Linked DNA regions of Mus musculus: region 1 is linked to region 2. A link is a loop called in an ENCODE intact Hi-C map of the cell type or tissue named here. Cell type or tissue: gastrocnemius. All regions are shown on one strand. Links, peaks and the distances in the headings refer to the core of each region. The heading gives the core; the rest is flanking DNA. Region 1 overlaps Ablim2 (actin-binding LIM protein 2). Region 2 has its middle 10 kb from the start of Ablim2.

What was found. Hi-C counts contacts between places; a loop is a spot of excess contacts. Peaks named below come from ENCODE experiments on the same cell type or tissue, not always from the same donor. Only the 100,000 strongest peaks of a DNase experiment are listed, where the experiment ranks them.
Region 1: it touches region 2 in a loop (2.8-fold over the local background); 2 of 42 quality-filtered maps call a loop at or near these places.

The regions. Positions count from the first base shown.
Region 1 is chr5:35,807,283-35,822,114 of GRCm38, reverse strand. Ablim2 (actin-binding LIM protein 2) reads right to left here. Exons shown (of 22, transcript NM_001177696.1): 5 at 12,806-12,932; 6 at 9,896-9,989. Among named protein-coding and RNA genes, the nearest start is that of Ablim2, 57 kb to the right of the region's middle. In gastrocnemius, for the core only: no CTCF peak of the experiment used is centred there; DNase peaks (open chromatin) are centred at 7,355 and 7,613; H3K27ac peaks cover 1,256 bases.
Region 2 is chr5:35,740,170-35,755,001 of GRCm38, reverse strand. No RefSeq gene overlaps it. Among named protein-coding and RNA genes, the nearest start is that of Ablim2, 10 kb to the left of the region's middle. In gastrocnemius, for the core only: no CTCF peak of the experiment used is centred there; a DNase peak (open chromatin) is centred at 7,846; H3K27ac peaks cover 2,085 bases.

The DNA of each region.
Region 1 (14,832 bases), core at 2,876-10,875, 68 kb before region 2:
ACACCAAGCTGCATACACAGAGATATAAACACACCGGAGAAACAGAAAGAGAGACGGGGCAGAGGGAGAGACATAAAGAGAGAGAGAGAGACAAAGAGAAACAGAGATAGATGGAGAAAGCTAGGGACACACAGAGAGAGGTGACAGACAGGATTTCCCTCTGTAACAGTTGCTGCCATGTCTGTGACTTGCTACACTGCACACACACTGTTCAGTTCCACACATACTAACCCCCTTCAGTTCTGTGCCAGTCCTTATATAATGAACTGTGGGTACAGGCCTTCACTGTCATAAATAAAAGGTTTGAGAAGGTGGCTTGAGCAAGATCATCCTATGAGCAGATGGTGGAGCTGAGATAGAGGCCCAGTGGGGCCTCTAAGTGCACACGTTTCAGACTGGGCCTGTGGGCTCCCAACCCTACCCAAAAGTCCTTGACTCTGGGGTACGGATCATAGTCACGTATCCCCTCAACCCTCATGCCTCGAACAAAGAATAGAGGATGCAGACTGTCTGATCAGTAAGGAGAGAGAGATGCCAGCACGGAGGATCCAGACTCAGGTTATCAGGGTCCGAGTAAGAGAGACTGTTAGAGGCAGTGGCTATCCTGTGGTGACAGGAAGACGTCTGCAGAGGCTGGGTGTGGTCTTAGTCCTAGCTTGGGTGGTGGTCATTTGAGTATATCCAGGTACAAATAGAGGGACTTCCTCAGATGTGTGTCTTGCCCACAACCCACCTATACTATACTATATTTAGAGAGAGCTATATGGCTAACTCTAAACCTCTCTACTCTACTGCAATCCATTTCTATTTCCTTTCAAGTCCACTCTCTGAATCTCTGGCTTTTGCTTTCTTACCCTGCCAGGAAGTCCCTCCTCCTCCTTCCTGCCCAGCTATTGGCCTTCAGAGCTTTATTAGAACCAATCAGCAGCAAGACAACTTCAGATACAATTCTAGATTGCCTTTAGGCATAGAGCACTATTTGACCTTTAAGTATGTAAGCAGATTTGGAAGGACAAGTATTTACAAATTTAAGGCTGTGGTGGGCTATAGAAATGACAATACTAAGATCCTGCCAGTTCAGAATTAACAACTGAAAATATAAAGACACAGTTTCACACAATGTTTAAAACAAAACAAAACAAAACAGTTTATCCCAACAGGTGCACTTGACCACTCTTTGCCATGTGTCTCACCCAGGTGTAAGAGTTCCATAAACAGACGGAAAGGCCTAACTACAAGATCAAAACAGCAAAACCATCCAATGAAAACCTGGCAGAAAGCCCTCATTTACCTGGATGGAGACTTAGACTGGACAGCAAAACCATGAGCAACCCCCAAAATCTCCCGCTCGACAAATGGCCCTGGCAGAAGGCTAAGAAGACAAGCTGGATAAGGGGAGGGTAGCTCTTTGCAAGTCACATACCTAGTAAGGGCATGGGATCCAGAATATGTAAAGAGCTGCTGCCATTCAATAAGACATGACCCAGATAAGTCAGACTTCTAAAGAGTCTGAACAAGTATGGAAACAAGCTGAGTGGGGCTTTAAAACCACCTCTGGATGTCTGAGGAACCCCAGGGAACACTCATTGCTGCCACCCTGACCGCCTCTGAGGAAAGCCATGGCAAGGGGAAGTGAAGTGGTTGGAGTCATGACAGACATCAGGGGAAGGGACAGCTTTGCTCATCACCTCTGAGGACCAGGACTCTGTGAACGAGGTGGTCGTTCAGAAACACTTCACTGTCAGTGGTCAGTATGAGAGTGGCTTCCACACGGAGAGTGTTGAGAGGTGAGCCCTGTTAACACCTGAGATGGCCAGGGCTTCATGTGGGCCCATGTGGTTCTGGAAACTCTGGCAGTGGCTGTGCAGATAGCTTGGGTGACAATGACAATCTTGGTCATGGGGGAAACTTCCAGGACCATAGTGGATATGGCGTCAGTGTTGATGGCTCTAATGAGTTTGGTAGTGATGGTGGCTATGGGGGAGGTGGTCCTGGTTACTCTGGAGAAGGCAGAGGCTGTGGTAGTTGTGGGCACAGCTATGGCAGGAGTGGGTATGACAATGGGGAACAGAGAGGAAGCTTTGCAGTGGCAGCAGCAACAGCAGCAACTGGTGATGTCTATAAAGGTTGAAAATCACAAAAATCAACCTCTATATTTTGGACCCACAAAGGGAAAAATTTGGAGGCAGAAGGTCTGGCCTTGTGGTATGGAGGCTCCCTAACACTTGGCCGAACCATGAAACCAAGGTGGCTTTGTGGGCCCAGAGCAGCATTGGTACTGCAGCCAGTGGCAGGAGGTTCTAACCACTGGCAGGAAACAAAGCCTCACAGGATAGGAGAGCCAGAGATGTGACAGGGAAGCCACAGGTGACAACAGACTGTGAACTTAGGACAGAACCTGTGACTGTCTGTGTAACATGTTGGTTTCTGTTTGGGGGAAGTGTGTGGCTCTCTAACAAAGCATTGTTTGTTTGTTTGTTTTGTTATTATTTTAAGACTGAATATGTGTATCATTTAAAAAAGGAAAAGAAACGGGCTGGAGAGATCTCTCAGCTTAAAGGGGTTTGCTGTGCAAGCACAGGAAACTGAGTTCAGATGCCATCACCCAGGTAACGAGCTGAGCATGCTCTCCTGTGCTCCTGAAACTCTGGTAATACAGAGGACAGGGACAGAGACAGGAGCAGGGCCGGTGCTTATTGGCTGACAGATTTGTGGAGAGACTGTTCCAAAGGAATAAGCTGAAAGTGACAGAGAAGGACACCTGGCACCTGTCTCATCTCTGAACACAGGTGCACACACCTGCACACATGTTTTTATACACCATGGGGTGGGGATGGGGCAACTTAGACCATCCCCATCTAAAGAAGGTAAGAAAACAATGAAGCTAAAAAGATGGCCTCTGTCACATATCACTGTCGTGAGAACTTGCAAACCAGCTCCTGACCTCTGAGGACAAGGTATCTTGTCTCCATCAAAATAGCTGTAAGTGTACAAGAACAACCAAGAGCGTGGGAAGCCTGAGGAGAATCGTGCCCATTCACCATGTAAACTATACAGTCACTCGTTGCTGTCCAAAATATTGCAAGGACTCTTATGCCCAGGTCTCAGCACCAAGGCACATGCTAGCCAATGGCTCCTAAGCTCACTCATACACAGCAGAAAACACGGTACAGCACAGCCATCTGTAGGACCCTGCATGGCTGTAGGACAGAGGAAACACCCATAGGGGCGACAGTGTGGACAGCCTGTGAACGCTGAAGGAAATAAGTCAGCCATAGAAGGCCAGCTCCAGAAACACCCAGAACAGGCAAAGCCACAGAGGCAGCCAGGGACCAGAGGTATGTGGACGGTTCCTTTAGGGGATGAAAAAGCTAAGGAACTAGTGAGGAGAGGTTTCAGTGCTACTGTAAAAGCCTGAGGAATGCCTTGGAGCTTATGTGTTTTAGTGCGGTCTTCACTGCAATTTGGGCTCCCTCTGCATCTGGAAGAGGCTGGCCCCTGGTGGGGTTCTTGTCACTGTCAGTCACATATCAGCAACAAATCCAGAGATTTCTACGCAGCCATGTCATGTATGGGCACAATCACACCCACTGCTTAGATGAGGAAACTGAGGTTCAGGAAAGCCAGAAGACCTACCCAAGGCCTGGGGACTAGGAGGGCAGAGCCAAGGCTTTAGCCAGGTTGTCAAGCTCCCAGCCTGAACCAGGTACGACTCCCCAGACGGTGCCACAGTCATAGAGCGCACAGACTGGCTGTGGCTGAGCTCCTGCTGGTTCAGGGACTCATAGCATGGGCTCCACACGTCCTCGCTGTCCATATGGTCAGTTCCTATACCCAGTACTATAGGGTAATGGACATGGTGAAGGGGAGGTGACCACATACTACCTACTCTATGTAGGTGCCTCCCCTATGGTCACAGCACGTCCCTAATATACTACAGAGCCCCACACCCAAGCCAGAGCCAAAGGTGAGCCATTGCTCCCAGCACCGCCCCTCCCCCACTGACCACACATCATGACTACATGACAACAGTCATTCTCAGCCTCACAGCTGGGAGAGACAATTGTTCTCACTCATGCTGGGGACCACTCATCTGTAGAGCATAGCAGATGACAGCCAAGCCATGTTTCAAAACTGGTCTATGTTCTGGAGCAATCCATCTGTGATAGGAAGATAAAATGGAAGGCTTGCGTCCTAGGTATCATAGAGAACACAATTTGGCTGTGAAGCCCAGTGAGGGGATGAGCCTTCAAATGGGATCACCTGACCCATCCCAGGTCACAGCAAAAGTCAGGGCATGACTGCTGCCTGAGGCCTTTACTTTATGTGACATGGGTCTTGGAGTTCAGTGTCCCCTACTATAAAACAGAGGCTGCAGTAGAACCACAGAGCTTTGACTCATGGCTACACCTTCCTCCTCCTCCTCCTCCTCCTCCTCCTCCTCCTCCTCCTCCTCCTCCCCCTCCTCCTCCTCCTCCTCCCCCGTCTTCCTTTTTCTCCAGACGGAACATAGGAAGCCAGCAAGGCCTACAGAGTCAAACGTAAGTCTCTCCACTGCTGACATCATGGCCCAGTGTCTCTCTCTCAGTGAGGCGTCTTCCAGTTATTGACCAAAATGGGGTTTTCCCCCAGGAAGGCCTAAAGCATCAAGAGTGGGTTTTTTTTGGCATTGAACATCTGTGTCACCACCCCTGGATCCCCAGCAGGCAGATGGCCTAGCCTCTCATCTGCTTGGGGCTCAAGATGGCTCAGATCTGTACAGTGCACCTGGAGCCCAAAAGGTTTTGGCACTGTGTCGTTTTAGAAAAATATTTTATGCCTTCCAACAAGCAACTGCTATCTTTAGCAAAAAAACACCAAAGTCGGCAATGGAGGTGTAAGGGGTCTAGAAGGACATGGAGCCCCTGCAGCCCCACAGGGCCAGGACATCAGGCAGGGTTCTGAGACTAGTCCCCAGCATCCCTGAAGAAAGGGTCAGTGGTACTAAGGTGGGGTAGAAACCTCTTGTCCTGAGACACTGCCTCTCCTCCCTTGCAGGCTGGAGCAAGCCTCAAGGTTGGTCAGCAGAAACCCAGACCTTCCTGACTGAGCCTCCCACACCCAAGGCTGTCCCTAGTTTCTCCTTTGGTTGCACCATGGGACGTAGAGCTGGGCCTGCAGGTGGCTGCTTGGATCTAGGGACATTCCTTAGCCAGTCTCAAAAGTATATATGCCTTTATTTTTGCTTACTTTTATAGTGTTGGGGTTAAATTCATAGACTTGCCTTGGCTGGGCAACTGTTCTCCCACTGAGCTATAGTCCAGCCTTTGGTCTGTAGAGATAATCTCACGTGGTAGCACAGGCTAGCCTTGAACTTGTAAGTCTCCCGCCTCTACCTCCTGAATTCCAGGAGGGTACCATTGTGCCAGGTTTGCAAATTTCTTGTGAATTCCGAAAACTGAATCCAGACGTTCAAAGTCCTAATTGCTATGGTGCAAAGAGAAAATGAAACTTACAAGGCAAGGAATCAAAGAACCAGAGCGGGTGCCGGGCAGCCCAGGGGTACCTTGTGGTCATGGTAGCACTGGGTCCCCAGGGTCTTCTACCCAAGACCTTGTGGGAACCACTTGTTCTCAAAGGGAGAGCGAAGTTAGTGCATGCCCAGCATAGCCCTGGAGGTCTAGAGTCCTTTCCCAGACTCTGGCTCTGTCCCTGTGCCCATCCCCTTTAACACCCCTGGCTCCCCACTTCTCAGGACCCAATACTGACATATGAGGCCCGCTGGATGCTCCTATCTCCATCTGCCCTCCTTATTCTCACCATCAGCTTCACTTAGGAAGTCATCGTGGGAAGCTGTGTCATCTACCCACAGTCCACTCTTAGGGCCCACCCAGGGATGCATCCATGAAAGGTGCTCTGAGGTACACCTCAGACATGGTCAAGCATAAGTACTCCCTGGGGACAGAGAGTTCTGGCCAAACATGTGTGGGAACAGTTGAGGACCCACGCCTATAGTGGTATATACATGTGTGCCTGCATCTCTGTGTCTGTGTCTATGTGTTGTCTGAATGCAATATATGCCGATATCTCTGTGTACGTGTGCTTGTATGTGGCATGCTGTATGCCTGTGCCTTTCTGTGTGTCTCTAGGTAATGTATTCACGGGTAAGTCTGTGGGTTGCCCCCCCCCCCGTGTGTGTGTGTGTGTGTGTGTGTGTGTGTGTGTGTATGTGTAGGTAAAAATGCAAAAAGGTCATTTCTAAATACCGAATAGGTATCCATTCATTGGAGTTAATTTTTTGTTTGTTTAACATAAGCCAGTATGTCTTTTGCAAACACTTTTACAATAAGCACACTGGTTTTAGGGGCCTGAGATGCTGTCGTCATTGCAACTTTCAAATGCTCCCAACTATTTGAAAACAGTTTGTTCTCTGCTGGTAGTAAAGAACACATGCCTACGGAGCGCCGAGGAATATGCCCATGGGAATACAAAGTGGAGAGGCGAAAGCAACACCAGTCATGACAGGGGATGGTGTTCAGAAACAAATGTCTGGGTGGCTCCCTGACCCAGGGCAGAGCAGCCTGGACAGCCTCTTTTCCTGTAGACATCCTTCACAGTGGGGACCCCAACTCACAGTGGGACCCCAATTCACAGTGCGACCCCAACTCACAGTGGGACCTGGTGAGTCTCATAGGAGTTCATATCAGGAATGGAGAAGGAAAAAAAAAAGAGGAATGGAGGAAGGGGAGAAGTGAGGAAGGAATTAATTAGTGGTCCCAAGGAGCCCTGGGCTTCATGTTACCATGGCAACAGCCATAGGTATAAACCAGCACTGAAAGTGAGCTTCAAACCATGGTGGCATCTGGGCTAAGAGAGTGGAAACAAGTTACACCCCCATGCCATGCTTACCCCCACCTTTGCAGTGAGAGGGAATAGGGTGGCAGCTAAGGACTAGGCTCTGAGCACTGTCAGGGACAAGCCCCTCCCACACCTCTCTCTTATAGCCAGTTCCAAAGGACATGCTTCATGAATCCTCCGGCAAACTGCAGCTCTCTACAAGTCGACTTCAGCCACTTCAGGGGCTGTAGCCTTGTAGCCAGGCGTGAGCTCTGCCTCATCACCCACACAGCACCTCTGCTCTCACCTGTCCATCTCTGCTAGTCCCCTCCTGTGACCACACAGGACAGAGTGACGGAGTGACAGAAGTGACGGAGGACAAGAAGAGGGAGTAGTACCCTCCATCACCAGGAACACACATTTCCCAGTCAGTGCTGTTGGCACCAACAGCTTAAGATGGCACCATGCCTGCCTGACACAGTCCCAGCACACATGAGGCTGCTGTGGGGGAGCACAGGAAGCTCCCACTTGGGCTTCACAGAGAGGACAGCTGGGGGCAAGAGAGACTGCAGGGACCGCCAGCAGCCCACCCACCTGGCTCGGCACAGCTCTGCCAGCTCTGCCAGGCTTCCTACCTGCACGGGGTCTGTCTCCAGTCCTTCTCAGCGCAGGAGACTGGACGGCCTGCCTGTGTCACCCTTGCCCCAGCCAGTCTCCATACTCTTGTCTTTGTTTCTTTCTTCCAGCAAGTCACTGGTCCCTGCAGCTTCCCGAGAACACAGCATCACCAGCTGGGCATCTGCCTGCCTGGGCCAGCTTCAGGCAGTGCTGCTGCAGCGAGGCTCCCTTCTGCAGAGCTGGCTGTCTCCACCCGCCGCTCCCACCTCACACCCGCCAGGAGGATGCTCAGAGCTGTGCAGAGCCCGCAGAACGACAACTCAGTTGCGCCACCTCCGCTAACCACCACTGCAGCACACTCGCCCCCAGAGAAGGCAAAACCAAAAGCATGCAACTCCCAGGGAAGGCCTTTCTCCTCCACTGTAGGATGTAGAGGAAAACCAGAACTGTCCAAGTCCTGTCAGCTAGGACAGCCCCTTTGCAAGGTCAAGACAGAGTGCACCAGCACACTATTTAGACAGAGTGTTTCACAGCACTTGGCCCAGAGACACACAATAAGGATGCTCATGCTACAGATGAGGTCATGTGCTTGCCTTACTCTCATCACACATGGGGACCCCAGTGGCCTCACAAGGACGTCCTGGGGCAACTCGGAGCTGGGACATAAGACGTGTCAAGTACAAGCCTCACAAGCCAACTCTCTCATAGCCCAGTTCTCAGTACTGGATGGGGTCTGCCCACCCAGGCTAGTGAGGGTCTGCCAGCCTTGGCAGTGAAGTGACCCAGGTTCCCAAACTGCAGCAATGGCAGAGACAGTTCCAAGATGCCCCCACCTGAGCCCACAGAGTCAACTTGGTGAGACAAGGTTAGGTTACCATGCCAACCAAGGTCTGCTATCTGGCTGAGGTCAGGAGATTAAGAAGGACAGTGGGTGTGAAGCTCTGCTGGGGGATTCCCCACACCTGGCTGAGTTCTAGACTCTTCTTTACTTCAAAGAAAGAGGGACAGCTATGTGGCCAACAAGGTGCACGGGTGCTGAGGTATAGGGGGAGGCAGGAATTTCAGACCTGTAAGGGAAGACAGACATGGTACAAACATGGTTTCTTGAGCTTGAGGTCCTGGGTGGGATGGCATAGTGCAGGCCTCAGTGTGCTAGGGGGAGGGACCCAGAGAGTCAGGGAGGCCAGGTGGGCTGTCTAGGGAGGTGAGACGACACCGTTGTTACAGTTGCAGCTGTCCCAAGGGCCCTGATCCTGGCAGCTGCTCTTTTTAATAGGCACCACTTAAGCTGTTTCAAAAGCTCCTGGGGGCACATGGCATTGAGGCAGGAGGATCTGGGAATTGGAGGTCAACCTCAACTATGCAAGTTCAAGGCCAGCCTTGGGCTACATGAGACCCTGATTTAAAAAGAATAAAAAATAATGGAAACAAAAACCACTGAGGAGGAAGTCTTGTTCAGGGAGGGAAACAGGGAAGGCTCCTGGGCGGAGTAAAAGTCCAGGGCAGTTGGAGGGAGAAGCAGGGGAAGGGGAAGGGGGATAGGACCAGGCTTATGTGGGACGGGACAGGTTGGTCTTTTGCCCTGATCCAGGATATGCCTGTAGTAGCTGTGCTCCGCACCCAGGACAAGACTCACGGGACGCACAGGACACACAGGAGACCAAAGTCATAATCTTACTACACGACCCGCTCCAACAGTGCAGAGGCAAGCAAAGCTTACGAAAGAGAGGCAGAACTGCCAGCCTGCCTCAGGGCTGGGGCAAGGCAGAGCCTTTCTAGATCTAGGTCAGCAAAGGCCGGAGAGGGAGAGGGTCAGAAGACGCTAACCCAGTGGTTCTCAACCTGTGGGTCTCCCCCGACCCCTTTGGGAAGGGGTCAAATGACCCTTTCACAGGGGTTGGATGTCAGATATCCTGCATATCAGATATTCAAACTCCTAACAGTAGCGAAATTACAGTTATGAAGTAGCGACAAAAATAATTTTATGGCCTGGGGTCTCCACACCACGAGGAACTGTATAAAAGAGTCACACAGCATTAGGAAGGGCGAGAAGCACTGCTCTAACCTAAAAGCAAGCAATTTGCAGTGACTGCCATGAACCATTCAAGCGTTTGCAGTTCTGACCCAACATCCATGTTTCTGTGGATCTATCTGAAGGAAGATTGGGAGCACGAACGGAGCCTTGGGAAGAAGCTGTTCACTGTAGTCTTATTTACCATGCTATGCCTAACAAGAGGACCAGTCTAGCACATCCCAGGTCCCACTCGAGGAGGTGTGCGACACATGATGACACTCGCTTACAGGTGAGTGAGCTAAATGTCAACATGAACTCTGTGTGGACAAGAACAGGCTGACAGTGTGCTGAGGGTTCTGAGCACAGGGGAGGGACAGCTAAGGGGTTCAGCTCTTTCTGAGATTAGACCTCAGAGCACACCAGCCCGGCCGGCCACAGACCTCTCACCTCTAGCACCCGGCCCGTGATGTACTTCTCACAGCCGTCGCAGCGGATGCCAAACTTGCTGTGATAATCAGCCTCGCAGTAGGGCAGCCCGTCCCTGAAATGAGACAGGCAAGTCAGGAGGGCATGGGCTCACCCACTTGGCCCCCAACATGCAGGAGAACTGCCCATCAACATGGAGACAGGGTAGCTTCCTTCTACTCTGAGGGGACAATTCCTGGGCAGGTAGCATTCATTTGTCACCATGTGAGATATATGACAACCACCCACTTCCCATGTATTTATACAGAGGAACAGGGGCCAGCCCTCCTGCCCACTGGATGATAGAGGAGAGAGGGAGGGCTCCAGAGACTGAGATAAGGAACAGAAGCAGCCCGGAAAGTGAAAGGTGCTAAGTCAGCGACCTGGCTCTCCTCCCAGGTCCTTCTGACCAGGGGCCAGAGAGGGTGCAAAACAAGGGTACCTCCCCGCTTGAGGACAAGGGTGCAGGGGTGACTTAAAGCCCAGCAGCAAGTGCGACAAAACAGAAGGCCACAGGGCACCTCTGGCTGTAGGTAACACAGGGCCCTGGGGTAAAGCCTGCCTTGTGCCTGTGTTCTCAAGTATGGCTGAATACCCAGTACAGCAGGTGTCGGTGTGGAGGGAGACATCTGGAAGCTGTGCTCAGGAGAATGGCTGACTCTGTTCTGTATTAAATGAGCTAGGCATCAGCCCAGTATCATGGAGAGACGGTGCAGACAGGAGATCTCCTAAGTTACCTATTCTTTTTCCTCGGCACTGTGAGCCTAGCAATAGATGAAGGGCCGCAAAGGTAGGGAGATAGGGCAGGAGGAAGGAAGGGCTTGAGGAGCAAGGAGGTTGCAGGTGGCCACACTCAAGATAGTAAGGGGACACTGGGAGGAGACAAGCAAACTGCCTTGGACCCAAATACCATGTCCCAAGTGTGTTACTTAACGCCACCGGACATCAGCCCTTCCCACAGTAAAACGGGAGCAATGAGAGTGAGGTTGTCCTAAGACAAGGCGATGCTGGGGACAGGCTTAAGGAAAGCACTGTCAGTGCCCAAGATGACTGGTGTTGCTAGCTGTGGCTGTTTTCAGTCACAGGTCACCACCCAGCAGGAGTTGGTGTGGAGGTGACAGGAGGATGGACACCTGCCACTACAAAGCATGCACACTGCAGGGGCTGCAGCTCTTGTGAACTCTATCTAGATTTCCCCCCGCTAGGACAAGCAGACTCAAGGCTGTCAGGGTTTAAACTGGGTACCACACTCTTTCTCTCAATGCCTGGACCCTCACAATGCCCTAGAATGGATGTTCCGGGGATGGGTGCCCCTCAGTGTCTTTCCTTCACTGATCTCAACTCTCGGAGGTGCCTCCCAGAGGGAGGATGCAGACTGGGAGACCCCCACAAGCCCATGTAGCTACAGCAAACCCAGGAAGTTCTTAGATACCATCTCCATGGCAACACCAATGTGATCTCCCCCTCAGTTCTGGAGGCTGCTAAGTAACATGCTGGTGTGGGTGAGCCACCAACGCCCTGTGTGGGGTGGCACCTGATGGGGGGCAACACTGCCATTTTCTTCAAAGAGGCCTGCATAGCAGGCTCTGCCTGCCTGAGTCACTCCCCACAGTGTGGCTGTGACAGAGGCCAGGGGAGTCAGGCTTTACAGAGTCATCCATCTGAATGAAAGGAACCTCATTTTGGTTTGGGGACAATGTTTCATTTTGTGATCAATGGGTCACCTGGTATTATAAACAGGAACACAGAGAGGTCCCTGTTACTTGCTATTCAGCCCCTGCTGACAGAATATACTGTCAATCTAGATGACAGCATGAACATATTGGCCACTGAGACTCTACACATGTGCTCCTGGACATTTGTGTAGATGTGCATGCATGTTACATGTATGTGTTCATGTTTGTATGCATTCATGAAAGGATGCATGTGCACCTGTGTGCATGCATGTGTGTACATGCATGTGTATGTGTATATGTGCATACACGTGTGCATGTGTACATATGTGTGTGCATGTGTGTGTGCAAGTCTGTGCATGCATTTGTGCACACGCATTCCACTCTCTGTAATCATATAGGGAACCTTTCCACCCATTCAACCTCTATGTGGGTTCCAATTTTGAAGCATGGAAGAGGACTTTCCTATGCTTGTGGGGGGAGCTCCTCCAAGCCCCACCCCAACCTAACTCACTTCACTTACATTGTGGGGACCTTCTGCCTCACCTCCTTGATCCCAGGGTTAAAATATATCTCAGCTCATGACATGGTCCCACAGCCTCTGGCAAACGCTTGCTCCTCCTCAGGCACTGTGACACCCTTAACAACATGCTGGGAGAGCACTGAGAAGTGGGTAGCAGACGTCCCAAAGTCCATCTCTGTAGATCAGAGCATCTGCCTGTAGGATCCCATCATCCCATGGGATCAGCCAGCTCCATGAGTCCTTATGGCTAGTATCTATCAGCTGTTATGTGCCCCACAGGGTATCGGAATGTCCAGGCACCAAGCAGGTGGCAACATTCTGCAACAGAGAGGCAGGTGCTTTGTGTGTGTGTGTGTGTGTGTGTGTGTGTGTGTTTGTTGCTTTTTGAGACAGGGTTTCTTTATGTAGCCCTGGCTATCCTAGAACTCACTCTTTATACCAGGCTGGACTCAAACTCAGAGATCTGCCTGCCTCTGCCTTCCAAGTGCTAGGATTAAAGCGTGCACCACCACATCTGGCTGAGAGACAGGTGTTTTGTGATGTCAGAGCTGGAGAACACAACCCACTTCAGCAGGACTACTGGGAAAGAAGATGAGGGCTATGGGGTCCTAGTCATTGCGCCAGGACTGGACACCCCTGCCCCACCGGCAGCATTAGGCAAGACCTTCTTGGGCTGGTTCTGCCCACCACACTCACTTGCTGATGTACTCTGCATTGAGGAGTTTCCCACAAGTCTTGCACTTGAAGCATCCCAGGTGCCAGTGCTTGTCCAAAGCCACCAGGGCCTGGCCATTCTTGATTTCTAAGCCACAGCCCCCACAACCTGGAACAGAGAACAAACACAGATACCTTCAGTGTGGGCCCAGAGGCCTCGTATTGCAGGGCCCCACAAAACCCCCAGGGGCACTCAGCATGACCTGGACTCAGCCCTCAGAATCTTAGGTCCCACAGACTCACCCAGGGCAGCCCTAGAGGAGAGGCCCAGACACAGAGGTGTACTAAAAGGACCCTGTCTGGCAGTTGAAGGGAGCATTTGTGTAGCCCATGGTGGGGCTTGATCCTGTGTGAAGAGTATTGACCCTATGCAGCCAAGGCTGGAGACTGGAAGACCACGGAGGAGATGAGACCCAACCTCCTAAGAGACTGGCACAGAATCATGTCACACCAGGGTGCACTGGGGTCCAGGCTGGCCTAGGACTGCAGAGTGGCATGCATGATCAGGTGTAAACCTGGGAAAACAACCCCAAACCCATCCTTAGCTGGAGACAGAATGGTAAACCTAACCATAATACCGCATCTCACCTAAGGGACTCAACCTTTCTGGAGTGGTCTGAGCCCCACTCTCTCTTGCCCCTCCTCCTCCTGGCCCTACATTCCCACCTGCCTGGAGTCCCCTCCTGGAGAGGTCTGAGTCCCAGCCTTCACCTCCACTCTGCCCTTACCTGCCTAGAGCCCCCTCGTGGGGATTCTCTTTGATCCACATATCCTCCTCTGACTATCTGGGGCCACTGGGTTTGAGATCTCTTCCCCTCTGCTCTCTGTTCTGACCCCTAATCTTCCGGCGCCTATTCCAGACCCAGACAGCATCTTCTGCATCTGTCCTGTTCATCTCTGCTTTCTCTCTCTGAACCCCACGGCATCCATGAAGACCAGCATTTATCATTGCGTGGTAGTAGCCTGGTCTGAGCCCTGATCCGGCTCCCAGGAGCCTCTTCTCTCTCAGCTGTGCCCAGCCCTACTCCACATTCCTGGGGGCCCTGGGCCTCATGTCCCAACCCTGTTCTGCTAAGCCAGCTAGTCCCTCCACACAGGGAGCTGCTACACTGAGGCCCTTGTCATTCACTGGAGGATGTGTGGGAGCTATCAGCAAATCGGAACAGGCAGGGGGTGTAGGATGAGCATGCAGGGGTACCTGTGGGGACGTGTATCCCATATGCATGTATCTGTTCCAGGGTGTATACGTATATTACATGCTGTGTATATACAGCCAGTGTGGGTATACTGCCTCTTAGTATCCAGGCCTAGGTTCCAGGACCCCCTGAACACTGAAATCCTGTCTAGTGGGAGGCATTGCCTTTGCACATCAGTACACACCTCCCACATGCTTAAAGCGTCTTTGACCAGTGCTATCTGGAGTACACAGATACAAAGTGAGCAGTCACCACACTGCACTCCCTGGGAATCAGGACAAGGAAGATGTTTGCACGTGCTCAGTATAGACAGTTTTGGGTTTTGTTTGTTGACACAACATGTGGGTAGCACATGTTGGGTTCCAACTCACTACAACTGAGGATGGCTTTGAACTTGTGATCTTCCTGCCTCTACCCTGTAAGTGCTAGGATTTCAGGGACACTGAACCATGCAGGGTTTTATGTGGTGCTGAGCCACATTCTGTGAGGGATGATTTTCTTCCCAGACGGATTTTAACAAGATCTGGAGACCTTTATGATCCCTCCAAATGGGGGCAGGCCTCTGTGTATGCAAGCAGGACATGGGGGAGACGCTGGGCCTCTTGCTTAGCCCCTTACTGTAGTGAGAATTAGGAGTTTTGGTTTCCTTAAAAAGTGCAGAAATATTATAAGACTATGTTTTTTATTTAGTTTCAGGTGTGGGGATGTGGGGCTGCTCCGCATCAGCTGACTGTGATTTGCCTCCTGCTCTGGCAGAGGCGTGGTTTTGCCAGCTGCTGATAGTTTCTGCAATTGTGAGACATTTGGAATTAT
Region 2 (14,832 bases), core at 3,392-11,391:
AGGATTGTCAGAACCCCCACCTGGCCTTAGGGACATCGAAGGGTGCTATGTCACTCTTACCTTTAGGAGAGTATCCTAACTGTTGACTATGGAATGTAGGTTACCATGGCATGAGGCACAGAGCAAATACATAGCTCCTGGCCTGTGGCCTAGTTGGTTCTGAGAATCACAAGCCAATCACTGCTTTCTCTCAGGCATAAACTCAGGTTATAAACTTGAGTGTGTTCCTGGAAACATGGAGCTACAAGATGAGGGAGACAAAGGAGGCGGCTGATGATTACATCTGAATCTGACAGTGCAGCTGACAAGCTCAGCCCATCCTGCCATGTCTCAGAGGAAGTTCCCTCATGGCTGAGATCCGTGAGGCTTCCTAGGACACAGGTGTTTCCATCAGTGCCCAGGGGACAAGCCCAGGCCCCTGCCATGCATGAAGCCCTTTGCATTGCTTCAAAATGAAGAGCATTTACCTTGAAAGTATTTACTTCCTTTTGAAGATACAAAATCCCCAGAAGTATAGAAGGCTATCAGGTGGAGCCCCTAGCATCAGCCTCCTGGGGAGAGCAAGTGGGGTGTGGCAGGTTTGAGAAGAGTGAGACGGGGGAGCTGAGGCTATTCATAAGGCAGAGGGACCTCAATGGCAGCCAGAGTTGGATGGACCTCACATGGATGGAGCTTGGCTCAGGGTGGAGTAAGGGATAATAGGTTTGAAACTACCCGAAGGGCCAAGCCGGGCAAGGCAGTCACAGCAGGGCTAAGATACTTCTGTGCCAAACCCTATGGTTTCTATGCATTATCTCAAGGGTCTTATCATCTCCATTTTATAGACAGAGAAACCGAGGCATTTGCTATTGCTAAGTGCAGCCACTAGAATGTACCCAGACAGTTTTGGGAGAGAGTGAGCCATGTGTCATCAGTACTTGTCCTCCCAAATCTGTCATTACCTATAAAGGACATAAGAATCTAAGAGCCACTTATGGAGTAAATGGTCAGAGCAGGGGGCCTGTCCTGCCAGACCATGCCTTGTCAAGCTCTGCCCCTGGCCGTCAGGAATGCTTACTCTGGAAAGCACAGGCTCGGTCTGTGGGCCCTTGCTGAGCTTCTTCCCTGTGGCAGCCTCTCCTGAGCCCTGCTAAGTCAGTGCCCACCACACCCAGGGCCTTGCCAACCACTGCCACGTCACTTCAGGGTCTCAACCTCCACCTCCTGCCTGGCTCTGCCACCAGCATCAAGACTGCCAGGTGATCCTAAGTCTTCCTCATATTAGGGATCATGGCATATGTCCTGGTCTCCAGAGACCTCTGGGGCCTCTGGAAAAAAGAGGCCACTGAACTGTGGGGTGACATTTCCCTCACATCACCACTCCATTGGCACCTCCATTCCATAAAGGAAAGAGGTCAGACCTGTGGCACCCCTCCCAGCCTCCTGGCCTCTGCCCGGGTCTGTGGAGGTTTCGCTCCAAGTGACTCTGGAGAAGGTGCCGCAAGGCAGAGTGGCTCGCCGGGGGCCTGGCCTAGAAAGGTACGGGTCTGGAAATGTAGCTGAGTTCCTGCCTTTAAGGCAGCAGTGGCAGAAGGAGGTCCAGTCTAGGCTGTGCTCCCCACATCTAGCTGAGGTATTGATCTGCTTCACAGCCCAGGAGAGAACCAAATGAAATAGGATGTCATTACGGGCCTTTCCAGCCACTCAATAATTTAAAGCCTTGCCATGTGAAACCAGGAGCGAGCACAGCAGCCAACTCACTTCTCTGCGTTGCTCGCTCTCAAAAAAATAGTCGCCACAGCCGGGTAGTAGCAACACACACCTTTAATCCCAGTACTCGGGAAGCAGAGACGGGTGGATCTCTGTGAGTTCAAGGTCAGCTTGGTCTGTCTACACAGAGAAACCCTGTCTTGAGCAGAGGGGGAAAAGAACTGTAGTCTCCACGCTGGGCAGACAGCCGAGGCCAACCTTGGCTCACATGAATTCTTCCCACAGGACAGAAAAAGGGAGATGCAAGGATGTGGGATGACGTCCATCAGTCCAGACTGTTCCTAATTCCTGCTTGATGTATAGATACAGTAGAGTGTTGCATCTTCTTTCACTAAGTAATCATGACACACAGTTGGCCTGAACGCCAGAAAGAGGCAGAGCATAAGGCTGCATTTGAGAAATGGCACACACATGAGGCCTCAACCTGTTGGCCACTGGAGGAACTGGACTCATGCAGCAGAAACAGGGGAGGTGTTAGGAGCACATAGCAAGCACTGGGTGAACTGGCCGGTGAGAGCTGGGTAACAAACACCACAATGGGCTTGAGTGCCTTAGAAGTGTGTCTTCTCCCAAACCTAATGCATGGATGTTCAAGGTAGGAGGGTTGCCATTTCTGAGACTGGCGATAATTTGTCCCGGACCCTTCTCCCTGGCAGATCAGGGGCATTCCTTCCTCTTCATGCTCTGCTCTGCCTCTGTGTGTGTCCCCTTCTCGTGGGGATTTAGCTGTGTGGGTTGAAGTCCATCCTAGTCACCTCATCTTAACCTGCATATCCTGGACAACCTTGTCAAAAGTCACATGGTGTGATGACTAATAATGAAGCAAACTTGGAAGAATCTACAACCAGCTCAGAGACAAGACCCTGGGTGTGAGAGGGTGTTCATAGAGGTTTTTTGTTTTTGTTTTTTTTTTTTACATTTTTTTAAAGATTTATTTATTTATTTATATGTAAGTACACTGTAGCTATCCTCAGATACTCCAGAAGAGAGCATCAGATTTCATTACGGATGGTTGTGGGCCACCATGTGGTTGCTGGGATTTGAACTCGGGACTTTCAGAAAAGCAGTCGGTGCTCTTAACCACTGAGCCATCTCGCCAGCCCCGTTCACAGAGATTTTAATTGAGGTGGTGAGTACCACCTTGAACAAGGGCAGTGCCATGTGCAGTGCCCATCTGGATTAACAAGGAGAGAGTGAGCTGAGCACCAGCTGTCATTTTCCCCAGCTTCCGGGTAGTAGACACCATGTGGCCAGTTGCCTGGAGCTCCTACTCCATGGCTTTCTACCATAATGGACTCTACCCTTTGCCCTTGAACTGTGAACCAGGACAACCTTCCTCCCTTACGTTGCTGTTGGGGGTGAGATGGGTGCCCAGCACGTGCACAGTATATTCGGAGCTCAGAGGAGGACTTCAGATGTCAGTCGTAAGGTGTCTTCCACCTTTTCAAACAGTGTCTCTTATCACCCTAGGTCAGTCTTTCTCAACCTCCCTAATGCTGTGACCCTTTGATACAGTTCCTCATATTGTGATGACCTTCAGCCATAAAGTTATTTTGTTGTTACTTCATAACGAATTTTGCTTTTATGAATCGCAATGCAGATATCTATGTTTTCCAATGGTTTTAGGTGACCCCTGTGAAAGGGTCATTTGGCCCCCCCCCCCAAAGGAGTGCAACCCACAGGTTGAGCACTGCTGCCCTGGAACCTTGCCACATACTCCTGTCCCATGATCTCCCAGGGACTCTCCCGTCTTCATCTGTCCTGAGACCATTGCTGGAATTCCAGGAACACACCACCACACCCAGCATTTTACATGGACTCTGGAGATTGGAACTCAGCTCCTCATCTTGTGAGGCAAGCGCTTTGCTGGTGGAGCCATCTCTCCGTGTACTTGTATCTCTCGTGTACTCTTATCACAACAACAAGAGAACTAACACACTAATGACACACTGAGGTTCTGACTGCCAGACCTTCAGTGTGTGAACTCTGGGGGAGCACAAGTCAGACACGAGTCAGCTCACTGCTGTGTCAGCATGTCATAGCTCACTTCCTGTTGACAGGGAATCATGGAACAGGACACACAGGCCATCCTGTGTGGGAAGCCAACTGTGGTCCTGACCTAAGTCATGGAGACAGAGCGGAGACACCGGGCTATAAAGGTGGAGACTAGAGGTAATCCCTAAAGCGTCCACATTGAATTCAGGTAGAACCACAGGCTATAGGCTCACCACAAGGACAGCACTTGCCCTTAGGCACTGCAAAACCTCTAAGGCTTCAAGCAAGGAAACCAGGCCAGTTCTGCCTAGGAAATGCTGCTCCTCTACAGAGCAGGAAGAGTAGAGGCCAGTGTGGGAGGCAGGGGCTAGCATTTGTCTTGGGGAGAGGCATAACTCAACTAACTCATCATATGAGGCCTCCTTCTCAGATTCCACAAGGGACTCTGTAGTCCCTCTAGAGCTGCGGCTGTTGCCCTGGGAAGGGATAGGCAGGCGAACAGGCTTCTGGGTCAGGAGGCAGAGAGTGAGAACAGAGACTATCACCAGAACCAGGTCCCCAAAGTTAGAATCCTCTGGACTCTCCCAGACCCATGTCCCAGTGTCCACTGGCATACCTACTCAAAGACCATGAGGAGGGCACACAGCTTGGTGGCATCTTAGAAGACAGATGTCCCTGGTGGAAAGATCAGCTCTTGTCCTGGGAACTGGGAAGGACTTGTCTGAATTGAGCCTGGACTTGGTGTCACTGAGCAACTCCAAGTCTCTGATCACTTGCCACCCATCACAGGCTGACAGCCAGTGACTTTCCTGGGTGAGCCAAGAGTGCCCCCTCTTTCATGCAGAGAATGCATCTCAGGGGATGCATGTTGTGGAACATGGGGATGCTGTCCCTGAGTTCTTTTCTGCATGTTTCACTCCAGGCTTCTCCAGCCCAGTGCCTTCTCCTGTTATACCATGATGTCCCTGTGAGGAGTGTGCCTGCTCCATGGTTTCACCAAGGCTATGAACAAGGCCAGTCTCCCTTAGTGACATCACAGGGCCATCTCTGCCAGGATTTCTTATACAGATTCTAGCCAAGCCACTGGGAGCAGAAGTCATGTGGCTCCGTGATTATGCCAAATGTTCTGCCAGGGAAAAGTCAAGAGAAGTGTTCTGATTTCTGACTATGAAAATAAAGCCAAAAAATAAAAATAAAAATAAAATAAAATAAAGAGATAGCTGGGCAGTGGTGGCACATGCCTTTAATCCCAGCACTTGGGAGGCAGAAGCAGGTGGATTTCTGAGTTTGAGGCCAGCCTGGTCTACAGAGTGAGTTCCAGTACAGCCAAGGCTACACAGAGAAACTCTGTCTCGAAAAACCAAAAAGAAAAAGAAAAAGAAAGCCAGAAGCACCCAAGGCCACAGCCTGTTCTGCTGGGCTGTCTGCCTCCCAGAGTCTCCACTGTAGTGACAATTCTGGAATTTAGATTTCTTCTACAAAAACAAACAAACAAACAAACAAAAAAAAAAAAAAAAACCCCACAGAAATAGTATAAGAATATGTTTCCATTTTAATGCTAGGTGTGGGATAGACATGGGGCTACTCCAGACTGTCCACAGCAGCTGACTGTGATTTGCCTCATGCTCTCACAGAGGCGTGGTTTGGCCAGCTGCAGTTTCTGTGATTGTGTGACGGTTGGAATTCTGGGAATGTTTCAGAGACTATATAAATGTTAGAGCCCTGTGGGTGGTTGTTAGTCGTTCAGGATGGTTGGTTGTGGGTTTTTATTAGTAGTCATGCTAGAAGAAGAAGAGGAGGAAGAAAAAGAAGGAGGAGGAGGAGGAATAAATTAGACTCAGAAATTTCTATCTATCTCTCTCCCCTCTATCCTTCTTTCTCTCCTATCTAGTGATGGGGATGAAACTTGGGTTGGGGGAGGAGATAAAGGTGAGAACCACAAAGTAGTAAAGACCAGCTACAAGTAAAGAGGAAACAGAAAGAAATTAGATTCAGAAATCTCTCTCCCCCACCCCTTATCTTTCTTTCTCTCCTATCTAATGTTAGGGGAGATAATGAGTGAAGAGCTCACAAAACAGCAAAGAGTGGCTACAGTCCTGCTCTAAAATGCCATCACACCTACTGTGGCCCTGTACAGCCTTCATTCACCTGGGTACCACTCATCTGCTCCTCCCAGCCCAATTGCTCTGTCATACCCTGGGAACCCTGTGTGCCTCTGTGTAGTGGATACGTTTCTTCATTTATCTGACTTGCTGTCTCAGCAGGCCCCAGTAGGCTCCTGGTTCTCCCTCTGTTCTGACCCTCTCTTATCCCTGTCATTGGGTTCTCCAGCCCTGACCCCTCTCTTCATTCTGCCCTCCTCATTTGGGCAAACACTGAACCCACCCATCCTTCTACCACCCATGCATCCAGCTATTCATCCACCCAGCTACCTAACTGTTCACTCATCATCCATCCATCCCGATGTTTACCCACACTCCTACCCCCCAGCTTCCCATCCACCACCTCTCTACCCACTCACCTATCATCTGATTACCCTCCCACACACCCATCTACTCATCCACTCACCCACCGTGCCCCCTTTCCACCACCCACCCACCCTTCCATCTGTATATATCAGTTGGTTTCTCCAGAGAGCCCAGATTAAGACCTCTTCAGCTTCCCGGTGCCTACGCTTAGACCTGGGCTGAGCATAGCCTGTTCTCAGCTCCTCACACCTCATCCTAGCACCGGCTACCACTTTTGTGCCCCTGACATCTGAGAATTTATTTTGGCACAATTCTAGGTCCCACTTCCAGCTCCTGTCTCTGGGCCTGCTCCTGCTTAGGCCTGGTCCAAGTCCTATCTCTTCTGGGTGGCCACAGTCACCTCCTCTTGGTCTCTTTGTTCCTGGTCTCCCATCCCTCCACCAGAAAGCCAAAGGCATCTGTTAACAATACATATCAGCCACCCTGCCGAAGGCCCCCACCTGCCTCTTCCTTCCATGCAGGTGGCTCCTGCTTGGTGCTCAGGGGTCAGCCCAGCTGTCGCCTCCACCTGGAAGCCCGAGTGGTGGAGTTGGGTGATCTCCTGGCTTCCCACACCTCCTGGAGCTTTCACAGGTGGGAAGCATGCCATGCTGCCATTCTCTGACAAAGCTGACGCTAAGTTAGGGATGGAGCCAGAGAACCAAGGCAGGAGACTGGCTCATTTGCCTTTTAACTCCAGGAACAAAAGGCTCAGATCCCCAAAGAGCACTTGGTGAGTCCTCTCAGGAAAAGCTTTCTGTAGAAAGATCTGAAGGGCAGCACTAAGGACATTCGGGTTAAGAATTAGTGCGGAAAGATGGAGTCGATGCTGCTCCTAGCCTTGCTCAGTGACTGTGATCAAGCTCCGAGCCCATGTAGTGCCATGGGTGGAGGCACAGCCAAGCACAGCCAGGTGCAGCCCCATCCCCATCTCTGCATGTATCTCAGGTAGAGGGGTTCTCTCTCAGCCACAACAGTATTTGTGTCCATGGTATTAAGACCATTGCTCTAGGGCTCACACTTCCCACCCAAGACTTGTGGAAACTGCTTCAGTGGGTCCAGATGGGAAAGCCAGCCTGGCTTCACCCACAGCCACAATCAGTGCATGTATGTCTCATGGGGGCTCTTTCTAGCCATTCTTCCTTCCCTTTATGTTGCTGGACACAGATGTTTGAGTTTACTATAGAGCCCCAAAGCATTATACATACATGTGTGTGTGTCGATATGGTGCATGTGACTGCATATGCCCAAGAAGGCCAGAGGCATCGGATCCCCTCCGGAGCTGGAGTTACAGGTGGCTGTGAGCTGACCAGCATAGGTTCTGGGAATCAAACTCATTCTTTTCCAGATCAGTATGTGCTCTTATCTGCTACTCTGTCTCTCCAGCCCCTCTACGCACAGTTTTTAACAGCATGCATACAATACAGAAAACAGCATTTTAATAACTTTAAATATATGTACCTTAAAGCCGAATTTACACATAACTTTACAGGGATAAATACGTGGTGTCTACCATTTCCAGGGATAGTAGTAATTGAAGTTTCTGTTCAGCAAAACCAGCATGTTTATTTACTGTACTGCCCCCTGGTGGGAGAGTGCGCCACTGCAACCTGCTGTCTAGGTCCAGTCAGCCAGTATTTCTTCCTCTGCCAAACAGAACCCAGGCCCCTGCTCTCCAGCTACAGAGGAACAGAATGGAGGGGACAGTTTCCTGCTGGGTTACTTCCCAATTCTGAGGTTTTGGTGCCTGGGTGTTCCTAACCTGTGAACATTGTGTGCGTAGGCTCAGGATGGGGTGGGTACTTCCTTAGTGTCTTCTTGTCTCCTGACTGGTTACCTAGTTTCCTGACTCTCACTTCCCCTGTTTCTGGTGGTGCCCCACCTGAAACACAGTCCAGGACTCAGCAGTGTGCCAGCCCCATGTCTAGCTCAGATAGTTCTGGACGGTTACAGGATGGGCTCAGTCCAAGAAGAGAGCTCTCAACCACATCAACCAGTACCCAGCACCCTAGGACACACAGGATTCTATCCAGGAGGCCATAAGACCCAAGCCAGGCAGCTGGGAGGCCAGCTAACTGAGGAAAAGCGTCTCTTGCCTTCAAGATGTTTCCAACGGTGCCCCTCCTGGTCAGGATATTTGGGAGTAGGAGGTACGTACCTGGGACAACCATTGCCATAGTTGTCCCTTCATGGGAAGTCAGCCTGAGAAGAAAGTCACACTCAGGGCATCTTGGAAGAGTGATGAAGCACCCAGAGCTCCTTGATCAAGCCAGTCCTGAGACCACATCTGGACTACTAGGGCCAGAGCCAATGGAAACCTTTATGTTCGAGTCACATGCACTTGAGCTTTGTGCACTGCTAACACCATTCCTAAGCCCCACCCCCAAATCCGGAGGGTTGCACCACTGAAATGAATGAATGCCAGTGTGCTTAAGCATCCGCAGCATGGCCTCCCTCCAATGGCTCGAGATTTGGATTGCTTCTGCCTAAGTGCCAAACATTCCAGGGTCCCCCACCTCTTGTCTGTTCTTTCCTTTGCCAGACAAACTCAGGGAAGTCCTGGACTCCTGGATGACCTGACCCCTCTCTCTAGGGCTAGGAGAAAAGAGGAAAGGCCCTGCTCCAGGAAGGGTTGGGGGCGAGGGCAAAGTGCAGCAGGTGCTCCCTGCACCCCAGTACCAAGAAAGGAAAGGAGGGCATGTCCTCAATAATACAGTACCCAGACTCCCACCCCACAGGGCTTTTAAAACTTCCCACAGAGCCTCCACAAACTTCCCTCCACTGCTAATATACTCCACAATATTGTCCACACAGCCGTGGGAGGAAGGGCCCTCAGAACAAGCTCCCAGTTTGCAGCAAAGAAGGTATGATCTTTTGGTCCAGACCAGGGTATCCATGTGACCTTCCACCTTCCCCATCTCTGGGAAGCTATGGCCAATAGAAGGACCACATTGGACCCAAGACCCTGAGCCAGACACTTCTGGTGGGATGGCGACAGCAGTGTTGGGGCCTTTGGGCCTGGATGGATGCAACAGAAAAGTGAGATATGATACAGGCTCTAGGAGGCGTCAGCCTGCCAGCCAAGGTCATGGTCATCAGCATGGACTCATCAGGCTGCTCTCAGGACCAAGATGCTCTTTGCCCTATTCTAGGCACTGGGGTTTTAGGTGCTCAGGGGCAAGTGTCAGGGACCACAAGGCCTTCGTGGCTCACCCTTTTTCAGGTCTTAAAAAGCTTAGGGATAACCAGCTTCAGTCGTCAGCAAACTGACTTCTAACTAACACTTCAGGTCTCCAGAAAGTCACCAAAGCCACTACTAACATGGCCCATAGTCAGAAGTGCCGCCCGTAGCAAACTATCCGACACTCAGACGATTAGCTGTGTGGCCCAGCAGGTGACATGAAGGGGCTTGCTCAGATGGCCACAGCCTGTTTTCTTATGTGTAGCACGTGTACTGAGCCAGAAGGCCGTGCTCAGGGTCCTTGTCACTGCCACTTAAAGTGATCTGCTCAGAGAATCTGTGCTGTTGTCCCTACAGCTGGACCCTGGCTCAGATGATGTATGGTAATGCTTTCACTAGAGAACAGAGGGGATAGAGACACAGAGACAGAAAGACCAGGGACGAACAGGGCACTGACCTTGAAAATCAACAGATCTTCAAGGGAAAAGGCTGGGGCCAGGTAAGAAGAAGTCAAGTGGTTTCCCTTCCTGGGCTCTAACCACGGGACATCAGGACTCAGCCGAGGAGATTTCAGTCATGAGTGTCTGTTGAAGAGGAAGCAGGTGGATTTTATTTTGCAGGGATAGTTGAATGACTGTGTAGAGTGCAGGAAAAGCTCGGTGCCTTGCCAGGTATCTGTAGTCTAAGTGTTCAGGAGGCAGAGGCAGGAGGTTTCCTTGAGTCTGTGAGTTCAAGGCTAGACTGGGCACCATAATGATACTTTGTCTCTAAAAGGGGGCAATTTAAAAACTCTTTTGAGAAAACAAAACAAAACCAGGCCTGAACACTCTTACTCTATGTACTCCGGAGGCTGAGGCATACACTGCTCTAGAGGCTCGCCAGGGATGTGTAGCCTGTCTCAACAACGCAAAACAGCAAAACAGAGAAGGGCTCTCTGTACACTGGATTGTGGAGTCTCATAAACTCCTTGCAACCCATCACTGACCCTGTTTCCTGTCCCCTTTGCACAGGTGAATAAATAATTGGCCAAGGGAGGGAACTTACAGGGTCACATGACCATGAGTGACACACTGGGACCCAATAGCCCGGTCCATCTACCATGCTCTGCAGGTACACAGTAAGAATGGGATTTTGTTTGCTCGACCATTCTGGATTCTAGCATGTTTTGGACAACAAAGTGTTAGAGTGTCTTGGCAGATCAGGGCCAAGGAATGCCTTAAAGATCACATCATGCAACGGATTTATGTGGGAGAGGGGGCTGGCTCTGTGTAGGGACATGAGAGAAAAAGACAGGTGGGAGGTGGTAGCAGGGCTTTCTGAAGGGTACACAGCTCATGGAAATGTGTAGAATTTGGCTGGTGATGATGTGGCTGCTGGCACTGAGTCGCTGAAGGCAGATTGGGGGTGAACCTGGTTCTGGAATGTGGGTAGTTCCTAACACAATACCTTTTGCCAAAGTGGGGGTTCTGCCTAACCATTTTACAGGGAACCTGCTTCCTTCCAAGAAACTGCTCTCTATGGCTGCTTAGCTGCAGTGCTCTGCTTCAGACCCGGGAGTGATTCAGGCCACTCCTGTCTAGGACAGAGGTGCCTACACAGCCCCTCAGAGGCCAAGGCTAGGGGCAGAGACACGAGCTAGCTTACACAAGGACTCTGGAGGATCAAGTCTAAGGGAAGGAAGTCACCGTTCCACACTGCAAATTGCAATGTGTCCTGCCCGTCTCCTGTTTCTTGCCCCACCTAGCCTGTGGCTTGACTTCCTGGGTCACACAAGTGACATTCAGGAGTGGTTGTATGACCCAAGAAAGTCTCCTGATCCCCCCACAGCCTATCTCCCCACTCCTTGGAAGGATCTGGCCTTTCAGGGCAGCTGCCGGTGAGGTAGGTAACAGGCCAGAGTTGGGGAACTGCAAGGCTTTGACAAAAAAAGCTCCTTAGAGGCAGGGCTGCAGCCTTCAGAGGGCTTCATAGGTAGCATCAGGGCAGCATAGGACTCCTTGAGAGGACAGACTGAGAAAAGCTGAAATCCAGCAGGCCACAGGCAGGGAACAGAAAAACAGGCCTGACCCATTTCAGTCAGGGATACTCAGACTCACAGAGGGCGAGGACACTGGCTGAGGTCACGTGGTCCAAACTCATAGTGCCAGGAAAACGAAAGAGGAGAACTGGCCAAGAATTCTGCTCTTGCTTCATCAAGCAGCCTGTCTCCATCCTTCAACCTTTATCAAGGCCACTCGGTCATAGATGTGAGTTCTGTCCATGTGTGACTGCACAAGGTGTGGAGTCAGAGGGCAACTTGAAGGAGTCTGTTCTCAGTAGAGGGGGTCTAGCCTTGTCCCAGGCCTTCTCAGTCTAGGCACCTGTTTTTCTTCCAGTCTGTCCACTTGGACAGACGTGGCAGACCAGGACAGGACCATCCTCTTCAGACTGGGATACTGACTCTGGGCAGCATAAATGTCCCTCAAAGAAGCAAGCAGGCTAGAGATAGGAACAGAGGTGAGTGGGAGAGGAACTTGTGACATAGTGACTCTCTGGATCAGTGATGCAGGTGGGGTCTGGGTCCACCTCAGGTGGGTAGCAGCAGCTGAAAGGCTGTCCCCAGGAGCAGCACAGACAACTGGAGTGTCCTGACCAGCACTTTGGGGGCAAAACCTGGGCAGAAAAAAGTGGACATGTTTTTACATATTTTTGTTTTGTTTTGTTTTGTTTGTTTTGAAACAAGGTCTCTCTCTGGCTGTACTGGAATTCACTATGTAGACCAGGTTGGCATTAAAACCCACAGAAATCTACCTGTCTCTGCCTCTGCCTCTGCCTCTGCCTCTGCCTCTGCCTCTGCCTCTGCCTCTGCCTCTGCCTCTGCCTCTGCCTCTGCCTCTGCCTCTGCCTCTGCCTCTGCCTCTGCCTCTGCCTCTGCCTCTGCCTCTGCCTCTGCCTCTGCCTCTGCCTCTGCCGTGCTGGGATTAAAAGCATGCACCCCTGGGGTTGGCGAGATGGCTCAGCAGGTAAGAGCACTGACTGCTCCTCCGAAGGTCCTGAGTTCAAATCCCAGAACCAAGGCTCACAACCATCCTTAGTGAGACTTGGTGCCCTCTTCTGGTGCATCTGAAGACAGCTACAGTGTATTTATTTATAATAATAAATAAATCTTTGGGCTGGAGCAGGGCTGACCAGAGCAATCAGGGTTGACCGGAGCCCAACCACCACATGAAGGCTCACAACCATCTGTACAGCTACAGTGTACTCATATACATAAATAAATAAATCTTTTTTTTTTAAAGGCATGCACCCACCCAGCTCTTGGCTTTATTTTAAGTACCAGTAATCTCATATGCTCTTTAGGCTAAGAGCAGCTTTAGGACTTGTGCAACAGATCCATGTCTTAAATGAAGTCAAGCTCCACCGAGCCGGTCATCGTAGGCAGATGTTCCATGTCTTAGTTCTTCCCTGCAAATACCGAGCCCAGTCAAGTTAGCCTAAAGGACGAAGGTGTGGGGTGGGGCTGCTGCAAGGAGTTCACAGCCAGAACTCTGGAACATGAGAAGGGGTGTGGGTCATGGCTCTCCCCCTGCGCTGTGTGCCTCAGCACACAGTGGCCTGAGGAAAAGGTAGGAGGCACTATACAGGATAATGTGACAATCTGGAAGTCAAGGAAGGCACCAGCTCTAGTACCAGAGGTTCCATAGAGCTCCAACTCTACAGAGTGGAACCTAAACTCAGAGAGGCACCTGTCATCTGCCATGGAGCCAGGAACAAAGGTGTGGACTGCTGATGAGGCTGGACCCTGTGAGGGGACCGGTCGGGTCAGGGAGGCAGAGGACTCCAAGCACAAATGAGCCTTGTGGGCCTACCCTTCAGAGGGGAGAGTCATCGTCGTGTGAAGTTGGAGCCACGGGGATTGTTCTGCTACGGTCCCCACCCCTGTCCCAGGCCCTCCAGGAAGGCATTTCTTCCTGCAATTCCACTGTTCCAGCCAATCTTTGAGCCCGGAAAAGGGACAAGCTTTGAAGACCTTGTCAGTCAGGAGACACCCAAACTGGAGGCACAAGGGAGGCACCCAGCAAAGTGCCTGGTGATGCAAGGCCTTGGAGAGGGGGAAAGTGGGTTGGACTACGCTTTTCTAAGGCCCCAAGCTGGGCCACTGCACTAATGATAGAGCGGACTCCAGGGCCACCAGTTCCCATCAGTCTCACTAGGGGGAGGGGATGAGCTCTAAGTCACATAGGTTTGGCCCTACGTGTCTGTGCAGGGTGTCGGCCAGCAGCCCACCAGCCAGCCCAGGTGGGGATGGTCTCTAGCGTCGCACTGCAGGGCTGGATTGCTGCTGGCTAGGGTTGGCAGAATCCCAGGTCCTGGAGCAGCTTTGGAAGTGTGGGCATGTACACACAGAATGCAGCGGGGAGGGAGGCAAGTCCTGGCCAGAGGGACGGTGTGAGGGGTCGCTGAGTGCATGGGATCAACGTGGATCTGAGGGCGAATCTCATGTAAATCCTAAACAAAAGCAAAGAAGAGAATTGCCACGAGGCTGGAATCGCATTGGCTAGTCCATTGGTTAGTCCATTCACACAGGTGATGAAGACTGAGTGGCCAGCGGTGTCAGGTGTTTCCTGCCTCCCTGCTGAGCTGCCCCTGCCCCACCCCCATACAAACCACAATAAGTAAAGAGTCAGACTCCGCAGGATGACTGATAAAAGCTTGCGCACGCCCACAGGAGGCCAAATCCTCTCCATTTACTAAAACACCCACTCCCCCAACGCTGGGGATTCCTTGGAAGAAAAGGATCCCCAGAATGGTTGAGAAACATCCTTGGCTGCGGCACCCATCCAGGAGGCAGCAACCCCACCCTGATGGCTAGGGGGCCCCAGGGGGCAGGGATGCCCCGGGTGACTGCCACCTGCTGATTCTCTGCTGGCAGAAGTGCTTCTTAGAGCAGTGATTCAAAGACTCACCTGAAGGTGAGGATCATTTATTTAGCAGCTCTTAAGAAGAATCCTAATTAGTCACGTTCGCCAAGCAAGTGAAGGGCCCAGGATCTAACCTTAGGGACATCCGTGTTTGAGCATAGTTTCTCGGGACACCATGTGGGAGATCTGCCTACCTTTGCTGTTGCTTTGCTGGTGCTACACGGGGCCTGGAACTCTTCTATAAGTGCTCACTCAGGGCTTGCTAAACTCAGTCTTCTCAGCTCCAGCTTTAATCACTAGGCATGAGTGTGGCTGAGCTGTCTGCACCCTAACACAGCCCTTCCTCTGGTGGCTGTCCCAACTGCCTGCCTGTCGACTGAGGTGTGAGCCCCTCTCATATCCCCAAATCCTGGGAAGAGCTCTTAATCTGCTTCTCCCGCACCCACCAGGGGAATGCTGACTAGGAGCTGACATTCTTCTGATGGCTGATAAGGAGGAG